3 separate regions of the Homo sapiens genome follow, and all the other regions are linked to region 2. Evidence: chromatin loops called from intact Hi-C (ENCODE). Cell type or tissue: PC-9. All regions are shown on one strand. Each heading gives the region's core, and the rest is flanking DNA. Links, peaks and the distances in the headings are about the cores only. Region 1 has its middle 120 kb from the start of TRIM2. Region 2 holds the start of FHDC1 (FH2 domain containing 1). Region 3 has its middle 62 kb from the start of FHDC1.

Evidence for each region. A loop is a pair of places that touch in the nucleus more often than their neighbours do. Peaks named below come from ENCODE experiments on the same cell type or tissue, not always from the same donor. Only the 100,000 strongest peaks of a DNase experiment are listed, where the experiment ranks them.
Region 1: it touches region 2 in a loop (8-fold over the local background); 13 of 110 quality-filtered maps call a loop at or near these places.
Region 3: it touches region 2 in a loop (4-fold over the local background); 3 of 110 quality-filtered maps call a loop at or near these places.

What each region holds. Positions count from the first base shown.
Region 1 is chr4:153,081,562-153,091,408 of GRCh38, forward strand. No RefSeq gene overlaps it. Among named protein-coding and RNA genes, the nearest start is that of TRIM2, 120 kb to the right of the region's middle. RefSeq lists an enhancer at 3,668-3,727. In PC-9, for the core only: CTCF peaks have their summits at 2,065 (motif pointing right), 2,265, 3,779 (motif pointing left) and 3,978; a DNase peak (open chromatin) is centred at 2,040; H3K27ac peaks cover 180 bases.
Region 2 is chr4:152,931,004-152,940,850 of GRCh38, forward strand. It overlaps FHDC1 (FH2 domain containing 1), which reads left to right and starts at 5,320. Exons shown (of 12, transcript NM_001371116.1): 1 at 5,320-5,406. LOC729870 (a long non-coding RNA gene) reads right to left here and starts at 5,834. Exons shown (of 2, transcript NR_136614.1): 1 at 5,646-5,834; 2 at 3,513-4,447. RefSeq lists silencers at 5,276-5,365, 6,698-6,957. In PC-9, for the core only: CTCF peaks have their summits at 4,362 and 4,577; DNase peaks (open chromatin) are centred at 4,378 and 5,298; H3K4me3 peaks cover 2,984 bases; H3K27ac peaks cover 1,171 bases.
Region 3 is chr4:152,993,432-153,003,278 of GRCh38, forward strand. No RefSeq gene overlaps it. Among named protein-coding and RNA genes, the nearest start is that of FHDC1, 62 kb to the left of the region's middle. In PC-9, for the core only: no CTCF peak of the experiment used is centred there; DNase peaks (open chromatin) are centred at 2,840 and 4,590; H3K4me3 peaks cover 796 bases; H3K27ac peaks cover 3,623 bases.

The DNA.
Region 1 (9,847 bases), core at 1,836-6,835, 150 kb after region 2:
ACTAGGGGCCCCCTCATGACCTCTTTTTAACTTGATTACCTCTGTAAAGACTCTATGTCCAAATAGTCCCATTTTGAGGGCTGAGCTCCCAGAAAGCCAATATATATTTGGCGGGGGCGGTGCACAAGTCAACCCACCACACTCTGGTTCTCCTGACCTCTCCTCCAGTTGTGTTTCTGTTCCCAAGGTGGTGCCTCGGTGCTAATACCTCGTAATTTTTCTGTCAAACCTTTCCAGTGGCTGAGTACAATTGATGAACTCTCACTTCCCTGGCTTATGGGGAGTACTTGACATCTGAGAAGTCATGAGGTCAGAGCGGGGGGGAGTCCTGGACCGGCCCCAGGTAATGGAGTGCTCCACACTGTGGGGTCTTCCCCTTGTCCTCTCTCTGAGCCAGTCTGTGGCAGTGGCCTCTGCATTCCAGAAGGCTGCAGCACAACAAGTGGCCTCCAGGATGCCTCTCCTTGGGCACTTAGAGATTACTCCAGCTAAAAACAAACAAACAAACAAACAAAACAGTCCTGCAGTACCCTGTGTGTAACTCTGCTCTTTCTCCTTATTAACTGGAGTCCAGCTGCATTCGGCCTCTTGAAACAGCAAACTGATGAGTGGTGCCATCCTTTGACCTTTGCAAATGGGGGTTCATTGGTGAGCCCTCTAGCGTTAAATATAGTGTCCAGGCAAGTGAGTGATAAGCAGTTGTCCTCCTTTCTCCCCTTTCTAGCCCCAAACAAGGAAACCCAAGCCAATTCGTGCTGAGAAAACTTTTCCTCTCAGTGGCACCCATTCCTTCCTCCACACCCCGGCCCCCTCCTGCACCAGGTTACTCGATCTGTGAGGTGAACAGCTCTTCTGAGCTGGGTTCCTGTTTCATCTTCTTCCTGTTAATTAGTGTGAACTGCCCGTTTCTGAGAAGTGCCCGACTATTTATTTCAGACCAGGCAAGTCTAAACACAGCTCTACCAACCACAGCAGGAGACAGAAGTGGTAAAGTTTCTTCGCTCATGCAGACGAGAGCCATGGGCACGGGGCCGGCACCAGGAAGAAGCGCGTTCATTCATTGGGTGTGAAGCTCAGGGTCTTAGGGCTCCTCTCTGTAGGGCCAGCCTTACCAGCAGGCAAAGCTGTGGCTCTCCACATTCAGGGGCTTCAAGCAGGGTCTACTCCCCAGAGTCATGTGTCACAACTTGTCACCCCCTCCCCAGATGACATGATTGGAAACTCTATCCTTTGGCTCATACAGGTTTTACAGAGCCCCTCCCTGGTAATGTGGAAATCCTCTGAGAGAGCATTTCATCCTAGCAAGCAAGACTTTCCAGAATTGAGACACACCCCCACACCTCGGTCAGGATGGGTCAATAGCGGGGCTGGGGAGAGAAGGGGGTGAAGGGGATGGATACGGGCGGCTGGAGTGGGGAGAAGGGACTTCAGGGAAGAACTTCACTCACTTGGGAATTTTGCTTAGTGATGGCCTTGCTCTGTGGTTGCTTATTGAAAAATGTCAAGTTGGGGTCACTTTAGTCATTGCCATCTGTCAGGGAGGACAAAGGCCAGTCTGTGGTCAGGGAGCCCAAGGGGAGAGGTTGCACTTGGGGAAGGGTAAGTCTGTAATGCACTTGTCTTGTAAAAATGCTCTTTAGTCAATTAAGAAGGTTTTAAATGAGAAGAGTAACCGGACAGGCAGGATCTTCATATTTTTTCTATGTACTGCAGAATATTCATGAGGAAAAAAAGTAGGATTTCTTGGGCATCTTTTCCTTTCAAGAACCTTCTAAAATGTTACAGCCCAAATGGCTCTTTCTTTTTCTCAAGCTGTGAAGACCTCAGGGGGTGCTCCCTCTCTGGGCTTCGTGGTGAGGATGTTGTTATAAAACTTGGGGCTGAGGACTTTACACTGGGACAAACCTTTAAAAGAAGCCTGCTGTGCTGTGGAAGTGTGGGTATTCTCCAGCTTTCCCAGGTCAGGCCGACTGCTTCCGGGCAGCCTACAGATCAGAAGGCAGGGCTCCTTTGTGCGAGGAATTTGCATCTGAGGCAAAGATTTATAGTAAACGGCCACCAGATGGTGCCTTAGTCCTCCTCAAGCTAATATTCTGGCTTGCTTTGTTCTCTTTGCTGATGAAAGCTGACATTTCACGGGAAGAACAGTCAATCCCTGGGAAGATGCTGGGACCAAAGGAGCCACAAGTATTATTTTATTTGTTCAGCCTGACAAGACTCCAAGCTCATAAATGTGGGGGAGCCACAGTCATTGACCTAGAGCTAATATAAGTGCTTATTTCTTCACACAGTGGGATGCAACAATTAAGGTCGTATCAGCTCCCAACATGCATGCGGACCTGACTCAGTGCTAATTGCTCCCAACAAGCATGCTGATGCTGGATTCATAGCTGACTTCTAGCTCTCAGAGGGTTTGGGTGACCTTGCTTTAGGGGGAGATAAATGCTTCATTCTTTACACTGGGTTTCTAAATAAATCACTTCAGTTTAACTTTTTTTTAATTCTCTTTCGGAGACCAATATTGGGTTTTTTTTCTCTTTCACTAAGAAAACAGGAATTTAATTTGGAAAACTCAGTTTTAAATGAACATAGTGACCTTTATAATTTTATTTTCCTTAGCAAACATCTTTTACTGCTTTTCCAAAAGACTGAACTTAGCCAGAATTACGACAGGTAAAACTTCTCACTTCATGAGTTTAATGAAATGACTCGATCTCCCCACAGACGTTTCCAAAATCTGGAGAGCGGCTGTGAGTTTGCAGTGCAGTATGGGGAGAGGTAAGAACAATGCCTTTGGAATTTGGAATCCTTGTACCCCGGTGAAATAGTCCTGCTCACCTCCCTGCATTTCACTTTCTCTCCATGGCAACGTTTGATGTGGGGCAGTCACCCAGTTTTATTATTTAGTCTGCATGCACACACACACTCACACACTCACCCTTAGGCAGAGGACTAGAAGAACCCATCGCCACTTTTACCCTTCATTTCCCAAGTCCTGAGGCATCACTGTCTCATTTCCACCCTCAGGGTTTAATCTCAGAGTGTGAGAACGAGGCAGGCCTCTGCTGGGGTGGCCAGGATGTCCCTGACCCCACCAGCAGGGAAGAGTCAACACACTGAGGACAGCCCCTGCTCCTTCTCATTTGGTTGAGGTTGTCAGAGCATGCATGTGGCAACACCATCCATGGTTCCGTGACGTCTCCCTGAAGATGCCATCTGTGGGCTCAAAAGCTGGATCGATGGGAAGCCAGCCCCGGGCTGTGCATCTGTCACAAACCGTGTCTTCATCTTCCCAGGCCAAGTTCAGTTCATTCTTATTTTCACACATCCAACTGGGCGCTACCAGTTAGAGGCCTCACTGGGGCTTCAGGGAGTGGGTTCGTGTTGCTATTGGCAGCAGTTCAGTCCTTTGCTGATCAACAACATCCACCTTGGGATGCCATGCACCTACTTCTTTACCTGTAGTTACTTTGAATGTTGGTTCCAACACACCATTTGCAGGAACAGAGCCGCCAGGAACTGGTGGTGTGAGATCCCAGGGTCTCCTGTGTTACTTGTCAACTAAGCAGTAGCAGCTGCAGCTGATGGAAATACATGCCCATAGGCATTCGACCAACTGGTTAAACTCTTGACTCTGCCACCTTAGAAGTTTTGTGGCTCGACACCAATTACTACTGGGAACAAGTTTCCACTCCATTCCCACGCCACAGTCAGACAGGGTTGAGGGGGATAATAGGTCTTCGCCCTGCAGCCCAAGCAACCCGTTTGCACGGCTGGCTGCCCGCCACCTGGTGGTAGATGGAGGTAAAGCAGCCTCCTGAGGAGAACTGCCCGGGTTTGGAGCAAGAGGGACTTTCTAAGTGATTCAATCTTGTGCTGTCATTTTCACTGGAGGAAATTCAGGCTTAGAGATGATGGCAGGCTTGTCTGAGCTCTCAGAGTGGTAGAGTACGGTGGTTAAGAGCAAGCATTCTGGCGTCTTAGTGTCTGAATCCTGGCTTGGCAGTCAGGAACTAGTGTAACCTTGGAGGAGTTTCATAACTTCTCAGTAATCACTTTCCTTATCTATGAAATGAGGGAAATCATGCTCCTTACCTCAAGGGTTTTTAAACAGATTAAATTAGGTGGTGATGTGGAAGTGCTTAGTCCTGTGCCTGACCCTGGTAAGGGACACATCTCTAGATGACTCTGTCTTCACTCTGGAGCTATTTAACTGTATTTGTAATGCCCCCTACAATGGGTGACACTCCTTACATTCCCCATTTAGATCTGAAAGTAGGAGTGAGGACTCCAAAGACCACTGAAGAAAGCGTGAAAGATATTTTGCTTTTGAATGGAACATTAGACTTTGGTTACTGAGTGAAGGAAGAGTGCAAATGACATTTTGGTGCCAACATGGCTCAAATTCATTGTCATAGATTGAATGTGTTGGGTATTCTAAAAATGTTTGTTAGATGAAGGAAGGGGAAGGGGCGTGAGCAGAGGTCAGAAGTGGCCCCTGTCTCAGGAGAGAGGAGCTGGAAAAAGAGAAAGTCTCATTTTACACTATCCACAATAGCTCAGAAGACCAGCTGGGAACCCTTGCAGTAGAAATCTCCCTGGCTGCCTCTGTTTTTGTAACAATGACATTAGAAAGACCAGGTACTCCTGTAGATGCTGTATTCTTTAAGTAAGTGTGGACACCTTTATCCTGTTTGAGACTGGACTGGCAGTTCTGTTGAAAATAGGACAGGTGAGCCTTGCCAGGAGCTAAGGAGACAAGGAGAGAGAAAAAGAAACAAATACCTCGACTTTCTCCCCCTTCTCTTTAATTTACTAATGGTGTGTGTCCTATGGTCATGATCTAAGTCAGAGCTAGGGAGTAAGGAGCCCAACTGATGCAGCTTATGGATGCCTTCCTCCCAGGGCACAGAGCAGGGTGGAACTGGATCTTAGAACATAGAGGAACATGCACAGCCAACGGCTTATGCATATGCACCCAAAAATATTTGGGTGATTTATATTCAACTCTGCTTCTCTCAATTTGAAGAGGTTGCTCATTTATAATACTGTATTTCTAATGGTATTACCAAAAAAAGTGTGATGTTTTTTGTTGTTGTTGTTTTTTCTCCTCTCCTCTCCTCTCCTCTCCTCTCCTCTCCTCTCCTCTCCCAACCCCGGTCTCTGCTCTTCTTTGCCTTTTAAAGTGGTTCTCACACAATATCCAATATGAATGGGGTTAATAGAAATGTAGATGGAAGTAAAGAGACAAACACAACTTTCTAGAACATTCCCCTTCCTATGCCATTGCCCAACCCCAGCATGTTCTCGGGCCTGCTGATGACGCTGGTGCCTATGGTGAGTTGGGGAGAAAAAGGGAGAAACAGGGTAAAATGGGAGAGTGATGGAGAGAGAAGATGGCTTCATGGTGTCTGGAACTGCATTTGGCATCATGGGTATGATGCCTTCACTCCATTTCTTCCTGGCTGTAGATCCATTTAATCAATAATACTTATTAAGCATATAATTTGTGCCAAACACCATGTCAAGCACTGATGAATAATGCACAGCCCTGCCCACAGGGATCTTACAGTCTATATTCTCTAGGTGCTTATGATGCACTGCAGTTGGTGTCAACCACACAGTGAGATAAAGTCAGCACAGAGGCACTCCCAGGCACAGAGAGAGGCGGAAGAGTCAGGGAAGGCCTCCCAGGTTACTGACTCTTAGCAACAGAGTTAGAGGCCAAGAAATTAACAAGTGAAAGGAGAGGAAGGTAGGGAGGATGCACTTGGCAGAAAGAGATCTTGGCAAAGGGATAAAAATCATGATGTGTTTGGGGCTCATTCTGGATGACTGAGGCAAGGAAATGTGTAGGCAGCTGCCAGAGGAGGTTTGGAGAGGTAGGCAGGTCTCAGAGCAGGGAGGACATGAGGGCTTAAGAGAAGGAGTTCAATTTTATTCCGAAGGCCATGGAATGGTGTCAAGAGTTTCCATAAGAGACTAACTAGGCCAACACCATTTCTAGAGCAATCGTAGTGGCAATAGTATGGAGGCTGAAGGGAGCGGAGAAATGGAAGAAGGTTCTTTCAGTAAACTGGGCAGTCAATGACAAAATCCCGACGTGAGCTAGCAGCAGGAAGAGATGAAGCGGGGTGTCACAGTCTATAAAGAGAGGCCAACGATAGGTGGCAACCTCGAACATCAGCCTCAGGTTCTGCCTCACGTTGTGGGCTTTTCCGACTGCACTACTTGGTGAATTTTGCTATCTGTTTCAGTTAAATTCAACGTGCAGAGGGGAGAAAACTCTTTCTGGATGAATATCTATTCTTTTCAGAACAGAGAGCCTCTATTGTCTACTTTCTAAACAAATTTCTACTGGATATCAAAGAAGCCTTTCAGAGCTTGTTCTGGGACATGCTAAGTCCCATGAAACCTCACTGGAATGAAATGAAATGAAATGTAGAAGCAGCACCAAGAGGGGCTGGTGCAGCAGGCTCAGATCTAGGGTACGACATGTTCCCTACATATGCCCTAGCTATGCCCTAGGTATACCATACATATGCTTTACATAAACCCTACATATACCCTACATATGCCCTACATATACCCTACATATGCCCTAGGTATACCATACATAGGCTGTACATAAACCCTACATATACCCCACATATGTCCTAGATAAGTCCTAGGTATGCCCTATGTATGCCCTACATATACCCTACGTATGCCCTAGATATATCCTAGGTATGCCTTACATACGACCCAGTATGCCCTATGTATGCCCTAGATATACCCTACATATGCCCTAGGTATACCCTAGATATACCACACATATGCTCTACATAAACCCTATATATGCCTTAGGTATGCCCTAGGTATGTCCTAGGTATGTCCTACATATGAACTAGTATGCCCTAGATATATGTATGCCCTAGATATACCCTATATATTCTCTACATACACCCTATGTACGCCCTATGTATGCCCTAGATATACCCTATATATTCTCTACATACACCCTCCATATGCCCTACATATACCCTACATCTGCCCTAGATATACCCTATATACACCCTAAATATATCTTAGATAAACCTTATATATGCCCTACATATGCCATTGATATACCCTAGATATGCTCTACATATGCCCAGATGCTTTTGAGTGTGGGCACCAATGTAGATCATCTCCTTAACTGTAGGAGAAGGGACCCCAGCTCCATTTTGTTTTTACTGCCTCCCATCTTTAACTAGACGACTTTCTTTTTGGGTTCTTCCTGTGAGTTGATGTGGAAAGCTAAGATGAACGCATGTTGCACAAACCGACTCCACAAGCTCACCTGGTTTATCACTGACTGGCTGGGTGTCAAACTCTTGGCTTATGCCCTGGAGATTGGATGCTGCCTCCATTTATAGAAAAGAACGGTTTGGGGATGAGGGCTGAGGCTACTGGTCATTTTCTTTGGGAGCTTCTTCCCAAATATGATGAGATGTCTCAGGTGGACAGTTTTGGAGCTACCTACAGCCTGTACACAGGAGGGCTTGCCACATCTGTAAATTTTGAATCTGAGTTAAGATTGGCTGACCTCTGAATCAGAAAGGTTTGTTTTGGAAGTACTGACTCAATTTCTGTTCCAGTTATAAATAGCAAGATTAAAGCTATAGCTGAGGATTCTGGCAGTACATGTTTTTAAAAACCTAAGTGACAATGAAATAGCTTAATGAACTAGTAAATTTCTTTGCAGGAAGTGTAAGGCTTGTAAAATCATTGAAGAAAAGCTTTAAGATACCATATAAATACAGTATGCATTGCTAAAGTGTGTTTAATTATGCCAGTAGATTGTTATTTTAAAGCAATTCCAAAGACAGTTGTATAGGTTAATCATAATAAAGGCAATTACAATACTGATGCTTTTGAAATAAGAAGGGTTATGTTTTTTAAGAGTGTAATTATGTTTCTGAATGAGTCTATGTAGAGAAAGGCAAAGGAACATAAGGGCCTCTGCTTGAAGCCTTCAGCTGCTGAGTTAGAATTTGCAAGTCAAAACTTATTTGCATCTAATTCTCAGAACACACAAAAAAAGTCACGAAAGCTTACTTTAAGGAGAAATTCTAAAGATTATTAGAAATTTTTTTAGAGTAAACCGGGAGGAAGGAAAACAAAGCAGGAAAACCAAGTGAGACTTGCAATTTTGTCTACCACATGTAAATGTGCAGATGGTTGACATATCTAAAGCAATCCTGGCAAAGGTCTTGCATGCATCATCCCAGTAAGCACATTTATAACAGGCAGCCCATGTACCCAGCTCCACGCAGGATGCAAAACATGTATTAGACGTGGCTCATTCCAGACCTGGTCCCTGGCTTCAAGCTAATTCACCATGTAGTTGGCAATATAAGACACATGACAAGTGGACACACAAGCGCAGGCATACAATTAACGCCGCAGAGCAGCCTTGCCTGCGATCTGAATGCATCCCTTTCCTCTTTTGGAACTGAAACCACACAATGAGGCATTTCAGTCACAACAAATGGGTGACAGAGGCATAATAGGCCTGGCTTTAAAGTTATCTTAAAACAGCTTCTGTATTTCGGCTTCGTCTTTCATAAAGGCAGAATCAGAACACTTCCCACTACATGTCTTCTCTTTGCTTTCTCTAAGTGGGGACAATGATGCTGGCTGAAATTAGAAGGGTTTGGAGACAATGAATCTCTGGTCAAGCAAGGTCACAAATAAGGGTGGCTACGATTGAGGAAAGAGAGGTTATCAGTTTTGGCTAAACCCAAAATAGCAGCGGTCTCATGTGAAAGAAGACTGAAGGCAGGCAGTCTATGCCCATGCTTCAAGGACCAAAGCTGCTTCTCTCCTGCTGCTCCACCAACCCTCACCATGAGGCTTCCACCTCATTGCTTTAAGATGGTTGCATGGGCTCCAGCCATTATGTGTGGATTTTAGCCAGCAGGAAAGAGGGTGGAGAGAAGAAGGGCATGCCCCTCCCTTTAAGGTTGCTTCTTAAAAGTCTCACACAGTTCCACCTGCATCCCATCAGCCAGAAATTAGTTGTATGGCCCCACCTAGTTGCAAGGGAGGCTAGAAAATGTGGCCTTTATTCTGGGCAGCCACACGCCCAGCTACACACCAGGGGCTGTGTTGTGAAGCAACAAGGGGAGAACAGATACTGGGGGTCTCTGTCATAAGGAATTAGCCAAAGGTACGAATGCATGAAGGAGCCTGGGCACTGTTCTTTGAATTGGCACAATTTCTCTGCTTGTCTAGAAAAGGAAGTTACACCTGTGTTAGCAGAGGGCAAAGACCTGCAATGCTCACCTGGCACCAACCAGTACAGGAAACCAGCTCCCCCATGGCACCAACCAGCCTCCTGTCTGGCTCAATAGGTTTGCATTTATGTCTTTATTAAGGAAGAGCCAAATTTCATGTCTAGTCTCACTTTTTCTTCCACGGATCACTTATAAATCTAATTCTCAGGGATGTCATTCCAGACCAGAACCCACCGGAAGCCTCCAGGTGCTGCAGTGAGGAGGAGCTGGAACCCTTCTCCTCCAGGTGCCAGCTCGCGCTGCTGTGGTTCTCATCTGTAGAGGACGTGGACCATCCAGGGAATCACCTGCAGCTGACAGAGGAAACTCTGAAGCCCACCAGGCCTGTACAGACTGGGGAAACACCAGTGCCTGAGGATAGTGGCTAAACTGCCAGAGAACATGGGGCTGAGGTGGAGCCTGGATGACTCTTCTGCCTCTGAGCAAAGCTGCTTGCCCTACACACAACAGTATTGTCTTAACATCTGCTGAGTTCCCAGGTCCTCTTAGCAGCAGGCAGAGGCATTCAGAGCCCAGACCCCAAAGAC
Region 2 (9,847 bases), core at 1,922-6,921:
CTCTCTCTCTCTCTCTCTCTCTAATATTGTTGATTGATTAGGTTTGTTTGGAGACTGCTTAAACTGTGTGTGTTATGGTTTCAAATTACTGTTTGCTCTTCTAACTTCTTAGAAGGGTAAACAATTTGAAAACAGTTTAAACCCATAGCAAAAGAAACTGGCATCTGACAAACTCTTTAACTTAATTCCTCTTATTAAGACTCATATACTGTTTTCTGGTGGTAAATAATGGAAAGAAATGATAGGTTTTGATGTTATATTTTACAGCTATTTTTCTCCTCAAGGTTTGAATGTTATAACAGCCAGACCCTACACAAACACCAACCAGTTTTCTAAGCACTGAGTCAATTGTAAACTAAAAAGAGCTCTAGCTGGAGGTTTTCTGGGTGAAAGCTCAGTGATATCTACAGTTTTTTTTTTCTTAGTCTCCTCTTCCATCTCCAGCCTCTAAAACACACACACACACACACACACACACACACACACACACACACACACACACACGAAAAACAAATGGATGGACAATTTGCTCTAAGGAAATACAGTATAGATAGGCAGGCATGAGAGTCATCACATTATCTTACTACCTCATTCCTGTATGTTGGGTAAAGGTTGTCTTTAATCTCTCCTACCTTCAAACAAATCAGGCACTATTGTTGACAAAATACCCCTATTTACTTCTGGCAAGGCAAATGTCATTGATGCTACCTTAGATACTAACATCACATGTGGAAGCATTTTCTATTTTAAACTTTCAACCCTGTCTTTACAAAAAATACAAAAGGTAGCTGGGCGTGGTGGCATGTGGCTGTAGTCCCACCTACTTGGGAGGCTGAAGTGGGAGGATCAGTTGAGCCCAGGAGGTTGAGGCTGCAGTGAGCAGTAACTACGCCACTGTACTCCAGCCTGGGTGATGGAGCGAGAACCTGTCTAAAAAAAAAAAAAAAAAAAAAAAAAAAAACTTCAAAAATCACTACTTAGCATTCAGAAAAATATTTCTCCCTTTTCTCCCTCTTAATGATCAGAGCCTAGTCATTACTTACAGTATTTAAAGGCAACTTACTATTTAAATTTCTTAGCCTTCAAAAATGAAGTATTGGCTGGGTGTGGTGGCTCACATCTGTAATCCCAGCACTTTGGGAGGCCAAGGCAGGAGGATTGCTTGAGGTCAGAAGTTAGAGACCAGCCTGGGCAACACAGTGAGACCCTGTCTCTATTAAAAAAAAATTAAAAATAAACTAAAAAAATCAGAAATAAAGTATTATTTTTCAGTTCAAAAGTTGTTTGGGGCCAGGCACAGTGGCTCATGCCTGTAACCACAGCACTTTGGGAGACTGAGGTAGGAGAATGTTTGTGTCACTGTACTCTAGCCTGGGCAACAGAGTGAGACTCTATCTCAAAAAAAAAAAAAGTTATTTGGAAAATTGCCAGTAAGGTATTTGATACAAATTTGCATTTTATAGTAACAGTAACAATTCTGCTGATTTTATTTTGCACTTGCCACTCTTTGAAGGAAACAAGGTCAGAGGATTGGCAAGCCTTTGCATTTGTCTGCAAATCTGTTTAACCATAATGTGGACAGAGTTTGTTTCTTTCTGCAGTTTCCAATTTTAAAAGGCAAAGATAGCCTAGAATCTTAATACTGAACAACTGATCTAATCAAATATATATTTTAAGAAGAATAACGATTAAAGATTAAGTAAAGATCTCAGTCTGTACCCTAGAGGGCCCATGAAGTAGCTCATGAATTAGACTCTTACTCCTTAAGCGAATACTAAAAGTCTGTTTTACATGGATTCTGAAATTTGATTCATTTTGAAGGCTTTGTTTAGTTGTTCCTAATGACAGATTGAAATACAAAATACTTGATGTAGGAGAAACTAAAAGCCTCTCTGGGCCAAGGAGGCAGAAGCCATAAGAATCAAAATAAACTGGGTGTAGGAAATAAAGCATTCTGGAAAGGGCAACCCAGGGAGAGGGAAGAGCAAGCTGCAAATCGAATCAGGAAAACACAGCAGTTCTTCTGCAGGGCCTGGTACCAGTGCCTGGTACAGACCCATTTTCTGGGCCACACTGAGTTATCTAACACACTTTCTGGGAGGTTTGGCCTGGTTGGAAAAGTGAGAGCTGGTCACACTGCCCACTGCTCAAGAGGCCTGCAGTGGCAGCAGCGCCACCTCCAAGCCACGAATGCCAGTAGCTGGGCAGACTTTGGGCACACTGGGCTTCAGGAGCCTTTCCAGCCTTATTTAAAGGCTGGTTGGCACATTTGGGGGATACAGATGGACAATCAGCATATTAATAGATGAAGAATAAATTGTCTTCTAGATTTTGCAGCTTTAGATCCAATCCATCAAGATATGAACTCTATTGAAGAGTTGCGCCATGCTTCATTCAAGCACTTTTTGACCACATCCTATGTACAATTTGAAAAATAAGAGTCAAAGTAGGCCAGGCGTGGTGGCTTACATATGTAATCCCAGCACTCTGGGAGGCTGAGGCGGGTGGATCACAAGGTCAGGAGATTGAGACCATTCTGGCCAACATGGTGAAACCCTATCTCTACTAAAAATACAAAAATTAGCCAGGTGTGGTGGTGCATGCTTGTAATCCCAGCTACTTGGGAGGCTGAGGCAGGAGAATCGCTTGAACCTGGGAGGCAGAGGTTGCAGTGAGCTGAGATCGCTCCACTGCATTCCAGCCTGGCGACAGTGAGACCCCGTCTCAAAAAAAAAAAAAAAAAAAAAAGTCAAAATAAGCATGACATATTCAGGGGCAGTACGTCCCACTGCTTGAGTGAAATGGGACGCATCCAATTGTGGGAGATAAACGTAGGATGCTGCCGGATTGTCAGACTGAAGAATGCTGCCTTCTTCCTGTAGGAGCACATGGGAATCTGCAGAAGGTTTTGAAGAGGTAGGTAGTGTGATGAAATCAGACTTTTAAAAACAGTGACCTGACAGCAGTTTTGGGATGGATTTAGGAAGAAGAGAGAAGCAGAAAGAACACCAAGGTAGTGGATGTAGGTATCCAATTTAACTTCTCTAAGCTAGGAAATCAGAATGCTTATAGGATCATGGTGAGAATTAAGTGTGGTGCCTGATATGTGGCCAACAGCAGATAAATACTTGTTCCCTCTTCCACTACTTGGGGTTACTGCAGTGATGGTGCATGTGAAAAATAAAACAGGTTACTTGGGAAAGAGCAGCAAATTTAGCAAATACTTGAATTTTAAAGAATTTAAGAGAGACAAGCAAAGGAAAAGCTAGGATTTCAAACAGAAAAACCAGGTCTTAGGTAAAGAGGGGGAGGTGGTGGGTGTGGGAAGAGTACTAGTTTTGAGGGAAAGATGAGTTGATTTTTGGATATTTTTATTTGGACTTGAAATTTTACAACGATAATATGGATTCAAGAGTCCCTGACATTGAAGAGAAACCCGGAGATATACCTTGAAGCTCAAATTTCCAAGCCCCTCATTTTCCCTGGGCCCTTCCAAGGATACATGTCTAGTATTATGTTTGTAAGTTTTTATTGCTTTCCTTTAAGAAGTTCCCCCAGGAGTTATACAAGCTTCAGGTCCCACGACATCTGGATGGGTTCAGTTTGAAATCAGAAGGTATTTCTTTGGGATACTGGGAGATCGAGAGTTGGAAAAACCTTGTTACTGTCCTCAAAGGAAGAGAAGGGTCAGCAGAGAAGTCCAGAGAAGCATAGAGAAGGCCTTAGGGTAGGATGCTGCCAAGGAGATCAAAGGGATGAGGGGCTGAGAATGGGTCACCAGACTTGACTTCTCAAAAAGTAACTGTTTTAGAGTGCATGCTCAATACAGTTGGGGGGAGGCCCACTGTCACGGGGTTGAGGAGGGAGGAGTAGGCAAGGGGTGTGGACTCCCCATTTAACAAGGTCGACAGTAAGAGAAAAGAAGATGCCACTCAACTCCTCACTTTCGATCTGCTGTAATTTAACTTGAGCCTGAACAGTCAATATTCCTTTGGGATTCATATTAGCTCCCTGAGCATGACATTGTCTTTCTCTTTATTACATTTTCTTATTCCTTAAGATTTTAAGATTTTCTTAATTGGATCCATTTCTCTTCATGCACCATCAATGGCCAAGAAATGGGCTATTGGCAGGCACAGTTTTGGTTTTGGGGTTGATTGGTTTGTTTACACTAATAGTTTCTCTTTCTCGATCCAAGGCTTGACCAAGGAGGTCAGGAATTCTGTCCTGGGAGTTCAGGGACTGAGGACCAGGATGGAGGAAGCAAAAGGCGTCAGGCATTAGGCTGGAAACGTCTTGGTCGGTTATCTAGGATCAAAGAGTCAAAGGTAGCGATGACTTCATCCCCGTAGAGGGCGCCTCCCTACCCCGACAGTGGATTTTCGGTCAGCCGGTTTGCCCGGGATGTTTTCTTTGACTACTTGCTTCTCACTGGCGCCCCAAGTCACTTTGAAGAAAAAAAAAATGTGATTAAATCGATTCCCCTGTTTCTTTCTGTGAGGAGTGTGCCTTTCCCAGACAGCGTGCGTTCATTCGATGAGGCCTGGCAAAATTTTTGAGGGGTCTTTTTACGCTTTAATACAACCTAAAGGTTTCTGTTACCATCATCATTGAGAATTAAAAACAAAAACAAAATAAAAAACGGTAACAAATTTACAGCTTGGCAGGCCCCAGGGAGGAGCTGACCTTTGCGAAGCTCTAGCGCAGCCAGGTTTCAGCTGTAGGGGTTGGGACAGGTCAGTTCGCCCAAGTGCTGCTAGCTCTCCAGGGAGAAGCAAGTGTTGGGGCAGAGGGTGGTCTGGCGCGTGCGTCGGGGGGCGTGTGCGGGTGTGTGTGTGTGTGTGCGCGCGTGTATATAAGAGTGTGTGCGCGCCCGTGTGCACAAGAGAGGGTGCCTGGGAGGCTGTCGCAAAGGCTCCTTTGTGAAAGGCACTTGCAGGTTCAGAAGCCAGCTTGGCGCCTCCTCTCGCCCGTTCCCCGAGGACACCTGGCTCTTCTGGGCAGCCCAGCTATCTCCGTCTCCTGCCGCCCCTACTTCTCTCGGTGGCCCCCGGCCTAGCCCCGCACCAGCCTTCGGGTGCGGGAAGCAGTGTGCCCCGAGGCGTCTCCCCCGGGGCCCCGCGCAGGTGAAGGTGAGCGCGTGGCGGTGACGGTGGCGCGCGTAGGGTGGAAGGGGAGGCGAGGGAGGGGCGGAGCAGGAAAGGGCGCGCTGCCCTTCCCGGCCGGCCAGGAGCAGCGAGGCCGCAGCTTTGTTACCTGAGGCTGCCGCTGCGCCCCGCCCCGCCCTGCCCCCTCGCGCTCAGGGTTGGCTGGGCCTGCAGTGACCGGGAGGAGGCGGCTACGCCGACACAACGGCGGGAGGCTGCAGCGGTCTGCGCGCCGGGAGCGGGGGCGCGCTGGCCGCGGGTGAGTGCGGGTCGGGCGGCCGAGGCGGGGGCGACCGCGGCGCGGGACACGGGGAGCTGGAGCCCCGCCGCTCGGGAGGGTCAGGGTTGGGGTGTTGTCCGGGACCCGAGGCTGAGGCGCCGAGAAGCGCGGCTGATGGGTGCCGGGTCTCGGCTTCCTCCGAGCCTCACCGGGAAAGCTGGAGAGGAGGTTCCAGTTCCCTCCACATCCACCCCGGTGACTTTGGCGGCCGCCCTTACCCGGCCACGGAGAACAGCGATCGGTCCCTGGAGGCGAGGACGCGCCGGTGTGGACCCGCGTCTGGAGAACGAGCTGCATCGCCAAGGCTGCTGCGGGTCGCACCTGGGCGGTTGACTATTAGTCGTGGCTAAGACTTTCAGATCAACCGCCCCCTAGTTTATCCCGACCCTTGGGAGACAGCGGCGTCCCGCACGGAATGCGCAGCCGCGGCGCCGCGCTCGGTTCCCTAGCCAGCCGGGGGCCACGCCTGGCCCCTGACACAGTGGTGGGGCGGTGGCGGGGACCTAGTGCGGTGGTGCGGACCGAGGACCAGGCGCTTCTCGCCCCGACAAACTTGCTCCGGCCGCGCGAAGTTCGGATTGCAAGTTGCGCCCCGCGCCTGCAGGAGTGTGGGGAGGGGGAGGAAGCGGGTGGGCTGGGGATCAGCCTCCAAACAAGGGGTGTCCCCAGCTCTTGGAGAGCGGGTTCTGACCGGTTTCAAACGCCAGGAGTCTCCCCTCTGTTTTTCTCAGCGGCTCGACCCGGCTCCCTTTTGGCAGAGCCGCAGTGCGGCCGTGAGGCTTTTCCCCCGCGCCTGCGACCTGGATGGGGGACGTGGGAAGATGTCGCGGCGGAGGCTCCGGGTGGGTTGGGAGCGCGCGGCCGCCGCAGACCCGGTGTCTGCGAGCCGGAAGACCCCCCCTTTCGTTTCATTCACACGGACACCTCCCCTAGTTAGCCGTCTCCCACCCAACTTCTGGGCGCAGCGTGCTAAACCCCCGCAGAGGGGCTGGCGCCCTGGGGGGCGTGGCGTGGGGAGCGTGGGCTTTCCAGCGTGGGCCCCTCGGGGAGGGGGGCGGGGCCGAGACCCCCTCCAACTGGAGGGGCCGGGAATGGGCGAGCGGGTGCGGCGGCCGACCCAGCAGCTGCAGCCGCCGGACGGGAGAGCGGTCGGCGCTGCGGAAGGCCGAGGGTCGTGCAACGCCCGCGCTGGGCGCCCGCCCCGCAGTCCCCGCCCCGCAGGCCGCGGCTTCTCTCCCCGCCGCAGAGCTGGCGCGGCGCGTGTGGGCGTCGATCTCAGCGCGCACCGGCGCCCCACCCTCGCGCCGCGACGCCCTTCTGCCCGGCGCTGATAAGGACGCAGCTGGGGCTCCGCGCGGCCCGTGGGCCGCCCACTCGCGTTCAGTTTGCTGACCCCAGCGCGGCTCCCCGGGGATTCGCGGCCCAGCCGGTGGCGGCTGAGCCGGTGGCTTGTTGGTGAGTGGCTCGGGCGGGGACCGGGGTGCCGGGTTGGGGATGTAAGGAGGCTGCGGACAGCTGTCTAACGCAGAGAGCTGGTGAACTACTACGTATCCAAACTTGAAAGAAGTGGTGTCCCAGGACCCCCCAGGCCGAATTTCTTCCGGACTTAATGGTCGGTTTTCAAACTTCCGTGTGGACAGAAACGACCTCCGGGATTCGGCCGTCTGTGACCCCCTTCAACTGACCCACAGTTGTCTTCCTGGAAGGAGCAGCCGGCGCTCCCTTCCCTCTCTCTAGAGCATCCTTTGGCACGCATGTGCTTTTTTTTTTTTTTTTCTTGGTTTTGGGACAGTGAGAGAAACTGAAAATGAACATTCAAATACAGGCGTTTTTCCTCTGCTCTCGGGTGTTGGTCTCGGGCGCCTATGAATATTTACATTGTGCTGCAGATTGAAGGCGCTTACTGGGAACGCGTTGTCCTGGGTTCTTTCACTACTGCCTGGAGCACAGGCAGACGGAACTCACAGAAGAGCTGGACGGTCCGGCTCTGGCCCGACTGCGTAATTGTACCGACTGACATTCTGTGTTTAATAATCAAGAAAGCTTTTGAAAGATAAGTGGTGGTGGAGGAGCCTTTTCCCGAATTAGTGGAGTGGGAGTAAAAATTCCATAGTTTAGAATTGTCCGTACTTTCCCCATCCTTTTCTTCTCTCCCAAATACAATAAAATAGGGCTGTGTGTTTCTCTACCTCTGCTCTCCAAACTCGGCTTGTTCTACCCTGGTTTGTCATCAGAAGCATGTGGGCCAGCCCTTCCTGCCCCCACCTCTTCTGTGGCACATGCCAGGAGTCAAGGAGAAAGGTTTTCTGGCAGGTTTTCCTTGATGTTCCTTTTGATTATTGTTGACCAAAGGAGTGAGTGACCAGCTGAGCACCAAGACCCTCATTCTGAGCACCAGAACCACTGGTGCAGAACCACTCATTCTGAGCACCAGGACCGCTGGTGCAGAACCACTCATTCTGAGCACCAGGACCACTGGTGCAGAACCACTCATTCTGAGCACCAGGACCACTGGTCCTCGTTCAGGAAAGCCCTGAGCTCCAAACTGACGGCCAGGAACATGCTCTCCCCTTAAATACACTGTGAGATGAAGCCTATATACTCTTTTTTCTTGGCTCCCTTCAAGAGACTAGAACGTCTTTTTTTTGGTTATTGTTGTTTTGTTGTTGCGACGGAGTCTGGCTCTGTCGCCACGCTGGAGTGCTGTGGCGTAATCTCGGCTCACTGCAACCTCCGACTCCCTGATTCAAGCGATTCTCCTGCCTCAGCCTCCCAAGTAGCTGGGACTACAGGCGCGCCACCACGCCCAGCTACTGTGTGTGTGTGTTTGAGTGTGTGTGTTTCAGTGTGTGTGTTTGAGTGTGTGTTTATGTGTGTGTGTATTTTAGTAGAGACGGGTTTCACCATGTTGGACAGGATAGTCTTGATCTCCTGACCTCGTGATCTGCCCACCTCGGCTTCCCAAAGTGCTGGGATTACAGGCGTGAGCCACCGCGCCTGGCCGAGACTAGAACTTCTAGGGGTGTTTCTGACACCAAGGAAAAAGTACAGCGGGCTGTTTAGGCAGGAGAGCTTAGGAGGGGGCCAGGGGCAGCTTTGAAGACCCTTAACGAACGTTCTAAGATTTTTTGTCTGCCAATTAACTAAAAGTTAAGTACGTGATCACAGCATCGCCTTATTGAAATTTCACATAGTTGAAAGATGCTCAACTGAGCTACAGCCTCCTTGGGAGAGTCCATCACTCAAACACAACTCTGATGGGTCATGAGTAGCACTCAGGGGACTTGAGGAGACATTCCCATCTTCAGAGCCCAGCCATGACAGCTCTGCATTTTACTCAGAGCTGGGCACTTGTCAGCCTTAGCAGCTACCTCATCCTGTTGCTGAGGTTTCCAACCTGTAGCTGAGATCTTACATACAGGCCTGTCTCTGTCTGCCCAGGGGCAGATTGATGGGACTACTTAGCATTTTCCAGACAGAGTGGGGGCTAATCCCATTGTCCCTACTGGCAGTTGTCAGCTGTGAGAAACAGGCAGCCAATGTGGTCTGTTAGGGCTGCAGCATCACCTGCGTTCTCCTAGCGTACCTGGAGAGTGTGTGTTTGCATCTCTACTGCGGGCAGTACTGCAGCAAATCCATCGTTCTTTTGTGTATTCTCTATTTTAATTTCCATGTGGCTGTGGAAAGGGTTAGAATTCTGTCTGTACTCCACTTTTCCTGCCACCTCTTTCACATTGGACATCCTGGCCCAGGGGGAAACCCTATTGGAGTAAAGGTAGTAAAAGCATTAGCGTCTTGGCTAATCATTGCTGGCGAACCTATTCATTAGAAGCCGTTGGGGGGCTAGGATCCTTGTGTGTTACCCTTGGAAGAAATTAATCAGACAGCATACCAGGGACACTGTTGTACATTTTCTTTTGTTTCCTTTAACTTTTAAAAATAACATTCTTTTACATGGGGCATTGGTTAGAATCATCCCAATGCAGAGCTAACAAGTGTCACTTTTTACTTTGACAGTCGTTTATCTGGTACTTCCTCTGTGCAAAGCACAGTACTAAAACACGCACCTTTCTGGCTTTGTTGTTAGGAGACAGTGAGGTTGCATAACCTTGGAGTATATAGTCTTCCTTAGTCTTTGTCAGTATCTCTGTATTTGCATTGTGAGGTTTAGTGGCGCATCTGTCCATATACAGCACTGAATGAGTTACTGCTTTCTAGATTGGAGACTTTTTGAGCTTATCACCATTCTTAACAGGGATAATCTATAAATAAGTCAGCATATCTGGAATTGGAGGTAAATTGGAGGATTAACAGCTCTTCTATACATGAGATATTTTATGTACAGAAGTATTTTAAAATATGTAAGGATAAACTGCCAAAATTACCTGCACAGTCTTGAAAAAGAAGAGTTCAGATATAA
Region 3 (9,847 bases), core at 1,958-6,957, 62 kb after region 2:
CTCGGCTCACTGCAACCTCCGCCTCCTGGGTTCAAGTGATTCTTCTGTCTCAGCCTCCTGAGTAGCTGAGATTACAGGTGTGTGCCACTATGCCTGGATAATTTTTATATTTTTAGTAGAGGCAGGGGTTTCACCTTGTTGGCCAGGCTGGTCTTGAACTCTTGACCTCGGGTGATCCGTCCACCTCGGCCTCCCAAAGTGCTAGGATTATAGGCATGAGCCACCGCGCCCGGCCTGATGCATATAATTCTTTGGTATGGGTTAACCACATTGTTTTTATCCATTTCTCTCACGCTGGACACCTATGTTACTTATATACCATGTAGCACACATAGCACCACTGTGAACATTTCCACATCATCCCCTTAAAGACCTCAAAGAGAGTCTCTTGGGAGCTGCTGCCTCATAAGGCAGAGGTATGTGCAGTGTCCTGACTAGATGGCTCTAGGGGTCAGGGCAGAGGAGATGGCGGCACAATGTTGGGGAGGGAGAGGCTGGAGAGGGGCCTGCTGAACAGGAGCCATTGTCTGGCTGAGTTGTTTGGTGCTGGTTCCAGATTCTCTCCTCTGGGGAAGGCACAGTTTTTTCACTGGATCCTATTTTAAGAGCTGTGCATCCCCTTACTTTATAGCCCGCATCATGGTTTGAGTTAAAGGTGAAATGATTTACTGTTTGACTGTCTGTCTCTCCTCCTAGACCATGAGTTCTCCGAGGGCAAGCACGGTGGCTTTCTCACCCACAGTTTTATTATGCCCCATGCCTGAGACAGAGCTAACACAGCAGATGCCCAGCAAACAGCCAGTGGCTTTATAAATCAGTGAGTGAGCTTGAGCTGTGACAAATATGAATGAAGCCTCCAGGGACTAGGGAGGGAAGAGCAGTGTCCAGGCCACAAAGCTTAAGGAGCCCTCACTCTCTGGTGCCCATCTGCATAGGCAAGACCTGGGAATGAGGGTCTCCCTTGTCTCATCCCAGACACAGCTCTGAGCCTCAGACACAACTTTCACCTGCTTTTTTTTTTTTTTTTTTTTTTTGAGATGGAGTCTCACTCTATCACCCAGGCTGGGGTGAAATGGCGTGATCTTGGCTCGCTGCAAACTCCTCCTCCCAGGTTCAAGTGATTCTCCTGCCTCAGCCTCCCAAGTAGCCAGGATTACAGGTACCTGCCACCATGCCCAGCTAATTTTTGTATTTTCAGTAGAGATGGGGTTTTATCATGTTGGCCAGGCTGGTCTCAAACTCCTGACCTCAGGTGATCTACCAGCCTTGGCATCCCAAATTGCTGGGATTACAGGCATGAGCCACCACGCCTGACTTAGGAAAGCTTTTAACCACAAGTTTAGCATCTAACCTGGTGCCTTCCTCTTCCCTCTCTCTTCTTTCCTCTCTCTTTCATTGAGCATCAATTATGTGATAACCCTGTGGTAGCATGTGGGCTTCCGAAACTCTCAAGAATCACTGTCCAGTGGGGGAGGGGGTTGTGAAAATAAGTCATTGCGATGCGTAAAGAAGAGTTTTTTTTTTAATGACAATGTCGTCACCTGGGACACTGGAGGCAGAGAAGAAGTGCTGGTTAACTCGGGCAGCATTGAGGAGGGGGACTCTTGGGGCTGAATTCTGTCAGGAGGGCAGCGGTGAAGAGCCATCTGAGCCAGGGCCACCATGTGGAGGTCTGAGTGAGGACAGCACAGCGCCTTCAGGTGGCGTGAGGGTCCTGAGTTTCTGGAGCAGGAGGCTGAGGCCCAGAGGCTGGGTGGTGATGGGCTGGGGCGCAGGGAGGTGAGGCTGCAGGGGGAAGGGAGGGAGGCAGAGCATATCCTGGGGGCAATAATTCATCAAAGAACAGAGGGGGAAAGAACACATTTGCACTTGAGAAGATCCTCTGGAGGTTTCTGGTGAGGAAAGACTCTGAGGGCAGGCAGGGATTGTGAGGCTATGACGTTGGTAGAGGTGACAGAAGCTGAAGCTCTGTCCCCGGCAGCTGTGGTGAAGGGAGATGGGCAGCAGGAGCAGAGGGAGGAGGCGTGGCCCTGGGCACCTGGGGCCATCTGAGTGGAGACGGGGTGGGCAGCCTTGGAAGCCCAGGGTCACTGCTTCACACACATTCATGGAAAGCTATAGAAATGTGTAGCCCTGGGTGTCCAGAGAACTGAGGATCTGCAGTCCCAGTGAATAGGGTGTCACCGGGGCAAAGAGTGAGAGAGCCCTTCTGAGCCAGAGAAGTGCCTCCCCTGTGGAATAGGGGTCCCCAGTCTCGTAAAGCAAGCAACCATCAGCAAGTTGTTTTCCAAAAAGGAGAAAAGGCCACGGGGCCGACTGTCAGCCTTGCCTGGAAGACGGAAGACATGTCCTGCCCACTTAGACCCTGGGAAAGGTTATCCAGGTTGCATGGCTGTCCCCATCCTCAGGACAGAGAGGATGTGGCCCAGCCAGGGGGCAGGCGCAGCTGTCTGGCAGAGCACTTCCATGGGACACCCACACATGGGGAGGATGGCTTCGCTTTGTTCTTGTGCTCACCGGCCATGACAGGGGAGCCTCTTCTTTCCCCTCTCCTGAAATGGAAACCTAAACGCAGCCTCTGAAATTAGTAGGGCCATCTTGACTACACCATACTGAGGAAGCCGCATTACCTGAGGGAGAAATAATTATCTTTCTGCTTACTTCAACGTTGACTTTGCTGAAGAGAAATTTTCTTCTCCTCTCCACCCATTCACCAAACTGGACTTTCAGGCTCTGCTGCTCTCTGGGAAAGTGTTCGGGGTTACCAGTGCCTCAGGTCTCTCTTCTCCTCCTCCTCCCACGGGCCCCCTATCCCCAACAGCTCGGTTTGTTTGTTTGTTTCCTCTGAATCCCTCTTTTGTCCCCTGACCTCAGATCCATGGCCAGGTGGCCAAGTTGAACGCAGGTGCAGCCTCGGCAGTCCTCCTTCCCCTAGGCAGTGCTGCCAGGCTCTCTCCAAGGGCCCTGGAATCTGTCCTCAGCACAGCCTTGTCTGAGCAGGAAAACCCCAGGCTACAGCCAGCTTCCTGGCAGAAGTGAGCTCCCTATGCTTAGAAATGATGCCAAAAATTGGCCTCTGAGGCCGTTTCAACGCTGGCCATACTTGCTTCCTTCCTGGGCCCCTCTGGCAGCTCCGTGCCCTTCCGGAAGGAGGGCCACTTTCTCTACCCTCCTGTGGGAACAGAAATTGGGGGGATTTTTCAGCCCAGCTTGGTTAGAGTGACACATAGCTGTGGACGTCTGGTTAGGGACATGTCAAAACCGCTGGGAAGCTTATGTTTTTTAAATAAAAATAGAACAAATTCAGTTGGTGTTTCCAGAAAGTTCACCCTGTGGCACTCTGGTGACCTCCCTTCCTTCCTGGCCTCCTTCAGCCCTTCCTTCTGTCCTCCCTCACTTCCTACCCTACCTGGGCTGCAGGAAGACCCCCTAGGAGGCTCAGTGGGGTACAAATCCTAGCGAAAGCTGCCCAGGAGGATTCGGATACAGCACAAAGCTTGGGAAGCTCCACCTTATCACATGTTGCTAGTGCACTGCCTGCTGTGGCGGGAGGCCGTGTCATTTAGATGAAAAATCTGGGCCTGAGTCTCTGGAGAGAAAAGGCCTGGGAAAGTGGGTAGGAAAAAAGAAGGCGGTTGTCTGGGACTGGTGGGGCAATTTGTGTCCATGAAACCCAGTGAACTATTTGTCCCTTCGGTCAATAAAACATTTGACCTCATTCCTGCAGGGTCTAAAAGTTTGAAGCCTAGACTTTCTTCCACATCTTTGAATTAGACCATTTTGCTATGATTTAAGCCAGAGTTTTGAATTCCTGGGTCTACCTACAGCCCAGGTAAAATAGGAAGAGAGAGAATATAGAGGGAGTGAGAGAGGATGTGGGGACAGCAGTTATTTTGGATTCTCAAATATTATTTATTTTGTGAGATGGGGTCTTGCTCTCTTGCCCAGGCTGGAGTGCAGTGGTTGATCATGGCTCACTGCAGCCTCAACCTCCCTGGGCTCAGGTAATCCTTCCACCTCAGCCTCCCCAGTAGCTGGGACTACTGGTGTACACCACCACGCCCAGCTAATTTTCATATTTTTTGTAGAGATAAGGTTTCGTCATGTTGCCCAGGCTGGTCCTGAACGCCTTAGCTCAAGCAATTCACCCGCCTCAGCCTCCCACAGTGGTGGGTTTACAGATGTGAGCCACCGTGCCCTGTAAGAATTCATTTTTAAGAAATTGTTTATAGTGGTTTTTATTTCAAACATTTATGCTATAAAAAAGTGCAGTGTACAAAGTAAGAGCCACCCTCCCTGAATATGACAGCCCCAAACCAAGTCCTCCCCTCAGGACACCCACTCTCAAGCGGTGCATCCCTGAGGCCCTTTCCTCTGCACCGATGCTCGGACTCTCCGTGTGTGCCATTTTGCAGTGGGGTCACGCTCCACGTGTTGTTCTGCCACTGCCTTTGGTTTCTCGACACTGCCTCGTGGACACGCAGGGAGAGCTTGCAGCTGGTGACAAGCTCTCCAGCAGGTGAGTAATCCAGCAGCTCTTTCTGCCTCGAGGTGAGTGAGGTAACCTCTCTGGGTGCCAAAGGCAGGAGCGAAGAGAGTGATTCACAGAGCTGTTCTCCTTATTTGTCCAATTGGGACCAGCCTGGTTCACTGAAGTAAGAGTCCAGGAAAGATGAGCGTTTTTATTTACCTGAGTGAGTCTCTGGTTTAGTGTTTCTTCTTAAACACTGAGTTCACAGGGCTCTTAAAGCAGACCGGAGTCGCAGAAAAGGGCACTGGACAGAGTCAGTCCACAAGTATCTGCTGAGGTCCTACTATGCGTCAGACACTGTTCAGGCACAGGGTTGTGCTGAAGACGAGAGCAACAACATCCCAAAGCTCTGTCATGTTGGTGGATGTGTCATGCTGGTGGGGGAAAGACAGAGAAGAGTCAGGTAAACATGTAAGTACCTTTAGACACTGGTCACTGCTTACAGAAAATACAGTCGGGTGAGATCATGGTCCCTTGAAGGGCAGACAGAATCAGCAGACTTGGGGTCCAGCTTCCATCCAGCAAGAACTGTGTGACATGGAACACGACTCTCCCCTCTCCTGGATTTCACTTTCCTCAGCTGCACAAAGACAGCGCTGGACCCAGTCACCTGGTGCCACCTTCTAGCCATAGAAAAAGCACACAGGAGGTGCAGACACAATGTTCTGTGACTATTTCTTCCCAGAGTTCCTGTTCTACGGTTGCAGCCTCTAGGAAGGGAGATATTGATTAAAAGTCCTTCAACCAAAGGCCAAAGCTCTAGAGAACACAGAACAGCAGGAAGAGGAACCCAGCCTTGAGACCAATATATTTTATATAAATTCAAAGCAACTTTGTGCTCTCTGGGCCTTTGCTGCCAGCCCAAGTGAGAGGAAAGTCAGATGATTCTCCAGGTTTGGGAAGCTAGGCTCCCACGGCCAGAAACTGCCGGGCAAGGCAGAGGCCCGAGACCTGGGGAGGAAGGTGGAGGGAGGCGGCGCTGGAGGAGAGGATGGCAGGAGCTTCCTAGGCCCTTGGGAACCAGGGTCTGCCACAACCCCCGTCAGCTGAACAGGCTCCCCTTCCACGTGTGACCTCCCAGCTCCACCACATTAATCCCTCATGGCACGGCCCCGCCACAAACAGGGCCAGCAGATCTCGTTTGCTGAACACTCCCAGGACCAACCCGAAAGGGGACCTGAGTTCAGGCACCACCAAGAAAATCCTGCTTTGCAAACAGGACCAGTTTAGCCCTGGAGAACCAGAGGTGGCAGGAAGGAGTGGAGAGGATCTCCGCCTTCCCCTCCCTCAAAGGAAAGTGACTCCTACAATTTCTTTCTTTTTTTAAATTCACAGGTTCACGTGCCATTTAGAAAGTGGGTTCAGTGCCTGGGGACTTGACCCTGAGCATTATGGACTCCAACAGCGGTAGGATTGTGAAGTTTAATCAATGATGAGATTTTCCCACCTCAGCCTGACAGGAATGACACTCAGCTGAGAAGATGGCAGTGGTGCTTTTCCTTTAGGGGAAGAAAGGAGGGCCCCCGGAAACCGTCTGTCCTATCTGATTCATGCTCATTCATAATGCAGCAGGCTTAGGAGCCGCAAATAACATACTAGTGCAAGAAGGCAAGCCAGTCAGGCAGTCTCATATATCACTGCTCCATCTGTCACACTGACACAAGGATTCAAGCTACTGAGGCCTGTGGCTCTTCACAGGGAGTTGAGATGGCAAGAAGCAGAGGCAACTTGGGGGAGATGCCCATTTTAGGGTTTTGATGAAAGCGGAGTGAAATAATGCTCAGTATAATAGTCAGACACAGTAAGACTGAGTGCCAACCATGTGACAGGCACTGTGACAGGCTCAAGGAATCAAATATCAGATCAAATAAGACGCTGGCATGGGTGGACCTCAAGGACGCATTTACCTGGGAAGGCCCCTGGCAGGTGCCCAGTGCCAAGTACAAAGTGCAATAAACGCAACTTAAAGTCCTGACGTTCCCAGATCTAGGATGACCCAGGAGTCCAATGGGAAAGTCCGAAGGGCAGCCACAAGCCAGCAAGGGACCGCTTCCTTTTTCTCCTCTCCACAGCCCAAGGAAACACTCCCTTGGAATCGTAGAAAGGACTAAAGATTTCTCCATTTTACAACCAACAGACATTAAGCAATATGAAAGAAATGCTTCCCTGGACTTAAAGTAAGGACTGGAGATGTGCTGATTTTGTACCTAAAATAGATGGAGATTCCTGGGAAATTTTGGCCTGAGATCCTGAACCATCTGGCCATGCCCTAAGCCTTTGCCTTTGCTGGCAGCAAATACGTTCCAAGCTCCTCTAAAAATTTGTCAGTCAAGCATTGATACATTTACAGGGAGAGTGAGAAAAAATATTACTGAGTTTGGGAGACTAAGGCCTTAACTCTGACTTTGAAAGTCTCACTAGGATTTCTTATGGGCCTTGGGGCTTGGTTTATTTTCAAAGGCGACCACTTCAAGCTGCACCCAGAGAGAAGCTCAGGTCGCACAGCGCCGAGTTTCTGAGAAGGTTACTAACAGCCGTCCTTAAAATGTACCACCTTCCCTGCCTCTTCCCTCCTTGGGAGGAGCTGTATAAAATGAGGAGCCGTGGCCCTAGGGGAGCTGGAGAATGTTCCTGAGAGATTATAGATCTGGAGGTCTGCACGCATTTGCGGAAGCTCAACTCCATCTCTTTCCCATCCTTCTGTTTTGAAGAGCCAGGTCCTTCCGCGTGGTCCTCAACAGGGTGATGGGGGTGGGCGATGTGTCAGAACAACCTGGAGAGATTTTAAAAAATAGATTTGCCACCTCCACCACCTCTTCCAGTTCTCTGGGGATGAGGGGATGGGGGAGAGTGGGATATTTGGAGAAGTGTTCCTGGGAGGCCTCATTGACTGGCCTGATGGCTTACCACCACCCCTGACCCCACAAACTTTTTGTTAGTTCTTATGTTAGTTCTTTTTGTTAGTTCTTATGTTTCAGAGAACGGGCTCCGGAGTTTGCAAGATGTGGATTTGAATCCCAGATCCACCACTTGCTTTTTGCTCATTTTCTCACCTCCCCAGGAGGGTCGGGACGATCATGAGATAATGCAATATGTCCGGTAGGTAAAGCCCCCAATACAAGCCGTCCTCTTCTTTCCCTCAGGCACGTGGGCCAGGACAACAAAGAGAATTGTCTGCTGGCAAAGGCAGCTGTGGCAGAGTCTGCTACGATGGCCACCCCCAGGAGCTCTCTCTGCCATGGCCAGGGAGTACTGGGGCAGTCCCAGAAGGCAAAACCAGTGAGAGGGGCTAGGACCCCATGGCTGCCTAGGGGACTCCTCAGGAAAAACCAAAGCTGGAGTGGCCCTGAGGAAGCTCTGGAGTGACTGAGGACCTAGTGATTTTGGGGACATGGGGCTTTCCATGCTCAAGACAGGACAGTCTGGGGCAAACCCCACATATCAGCCACTCCAGCAGCTTTCGTCTTCCTGGGGGTAGCTGGGGCATGCTGCTTAAGGACGGTCACTCCTAGAACAGCGTCTAGGATGAAGAAATACGGCTCATGAGGACATTTAAAACAACAAACCTGATCTCACTGCCACCGGGGCCACAGAACCCCACATGGGTGGATGGGGCAGGCTGAGGCCGCTCAGTGGGGTGCTGGAAAGCTGGGAGGCAGGTCAGGGGCCTGCTCTGGGAGACTTCTTTTCTTTCTGTTTCCTCCTTTTTTCATTCAAATCTCCACCTTCAAGGGAGGGGGCCTTGGACAGCTGTACCCTCATGAAAGTAAAGAGTAGCTCTTTCCGGTCTGCCACCAGGAAGCAAAGGATTAGGGGACCCCACACAGCTTCCTTTGGGGGCTGGTGGGAACAGCCAGCACTCTTTTGGGCTGAGTCACATGGAGGTCCCGTGCGTCCTCCCCTTTTCCTGCCTGAGCCATGATTTGCCCGTGGCCAATGTGTGGCCTGTGGAATTGGCACTGGGCAAGCCTGCGGCTGGGTCCCAAGGCTCCTGCTCTAGGCAGGCATCTGCTCTCTTGCCTGGCTTTCCTGCTTGTTCTCTTCTCCCTGGCCTCTTCAACCTCTGATAAATAAGTCCCTTTCTCCTCCACTCTTTACCCCACTTTCATTTCTTTCTCTTCCATCTCCGTGTCCTGAGGAATAAAGGAGGGCCTAGGCAGCTCCCTGGCCCCATGCCTTCTCCCTGCCCAAGAAGTTCTTAAATGTTTAAGGGAAAGATGGTTTTTCACAAAGGAAATGTTCACTCCTCCACTGGACTGTGAGTTCCACGAGGTCAGGGACTGTGTTTTCCCTGCCCCTTGCTGTCTCCTGGTATTGGGCATGTAAACATGTGTTCATGGATTATACAAATAAAAAAGAAGACTGCTTTTAACAAGGGTGGCCTCTGAGGACAAGTGACGTAGAGAGAGAAGGAGAAGATGTTAAAACTTTTTATTTATTTACAATTTCCTTCTCTTAAAAATGTTGACTTTGGTCAGGCCTTCTGGCCAAGTGGAATGTAGCCTGAGGTCATTGTCAGGGTCTTCTCAAGAGATGGATGTTGCAGGAGGGGCTGCTTCACCTCCAGTTCCCATGGGAGCTCCACTTATACAGGGAGAGAAATCAGGGAAATGAGAAGCAAGGAAGTGGGAGGAAGGTGCACATTTAGATGAATTTTCTCTATCACTCCATCTAGCCAGCATGTAAGCTTTGTCTGTCCTGGTTCAGAAAAGCTGGTTTCTCTCCAGAATCCAGAGGAGGGAAGGAAGGAGCTAATTTTATTCAGCATCTACTGTGTGTCATGCACATCACATAATTTATATCACTGATTCATAAGAATCTAGTTTGATTGTGATCCTTATTAAACAGATGAAGTTCAATAATTCACCTAAAGTCATGCCCACGAGAGGGAAACCCGGGATTTAAACTGACCTTCCTACGCTTAAGCCTGTCACCCTCCTTCCATTATGTTATGCTACCTGTGGTTACAAATATAAAGAAAAAATCAGTTGCCAGAGTAGAAGAGGGTAAGGGGGAAGCATCCTCTAAAAGTTGGATGAGCCTCACAGGCATATGAACAATGCTGGACGTAAGTGGGTACTTACTGTAGGATCCTATTTATATGATGCTCAAGAACAGGCAAAACTAACCTAGGATGCTGGAAATGAGAACAGTGTTTGTCTCTGTGGGTGGGGATTGATTGAAAAAGGACAGGAGAGAGCTTCACTGGGATAATGGAATTCTTCTATATTTTATTTGGGTGATGGCAGGAATAGTGTTTGTAGGAACATACTCTGGGAAACTGCTCAGGTTTTTCTTATGTTCTGATCTAGGTTC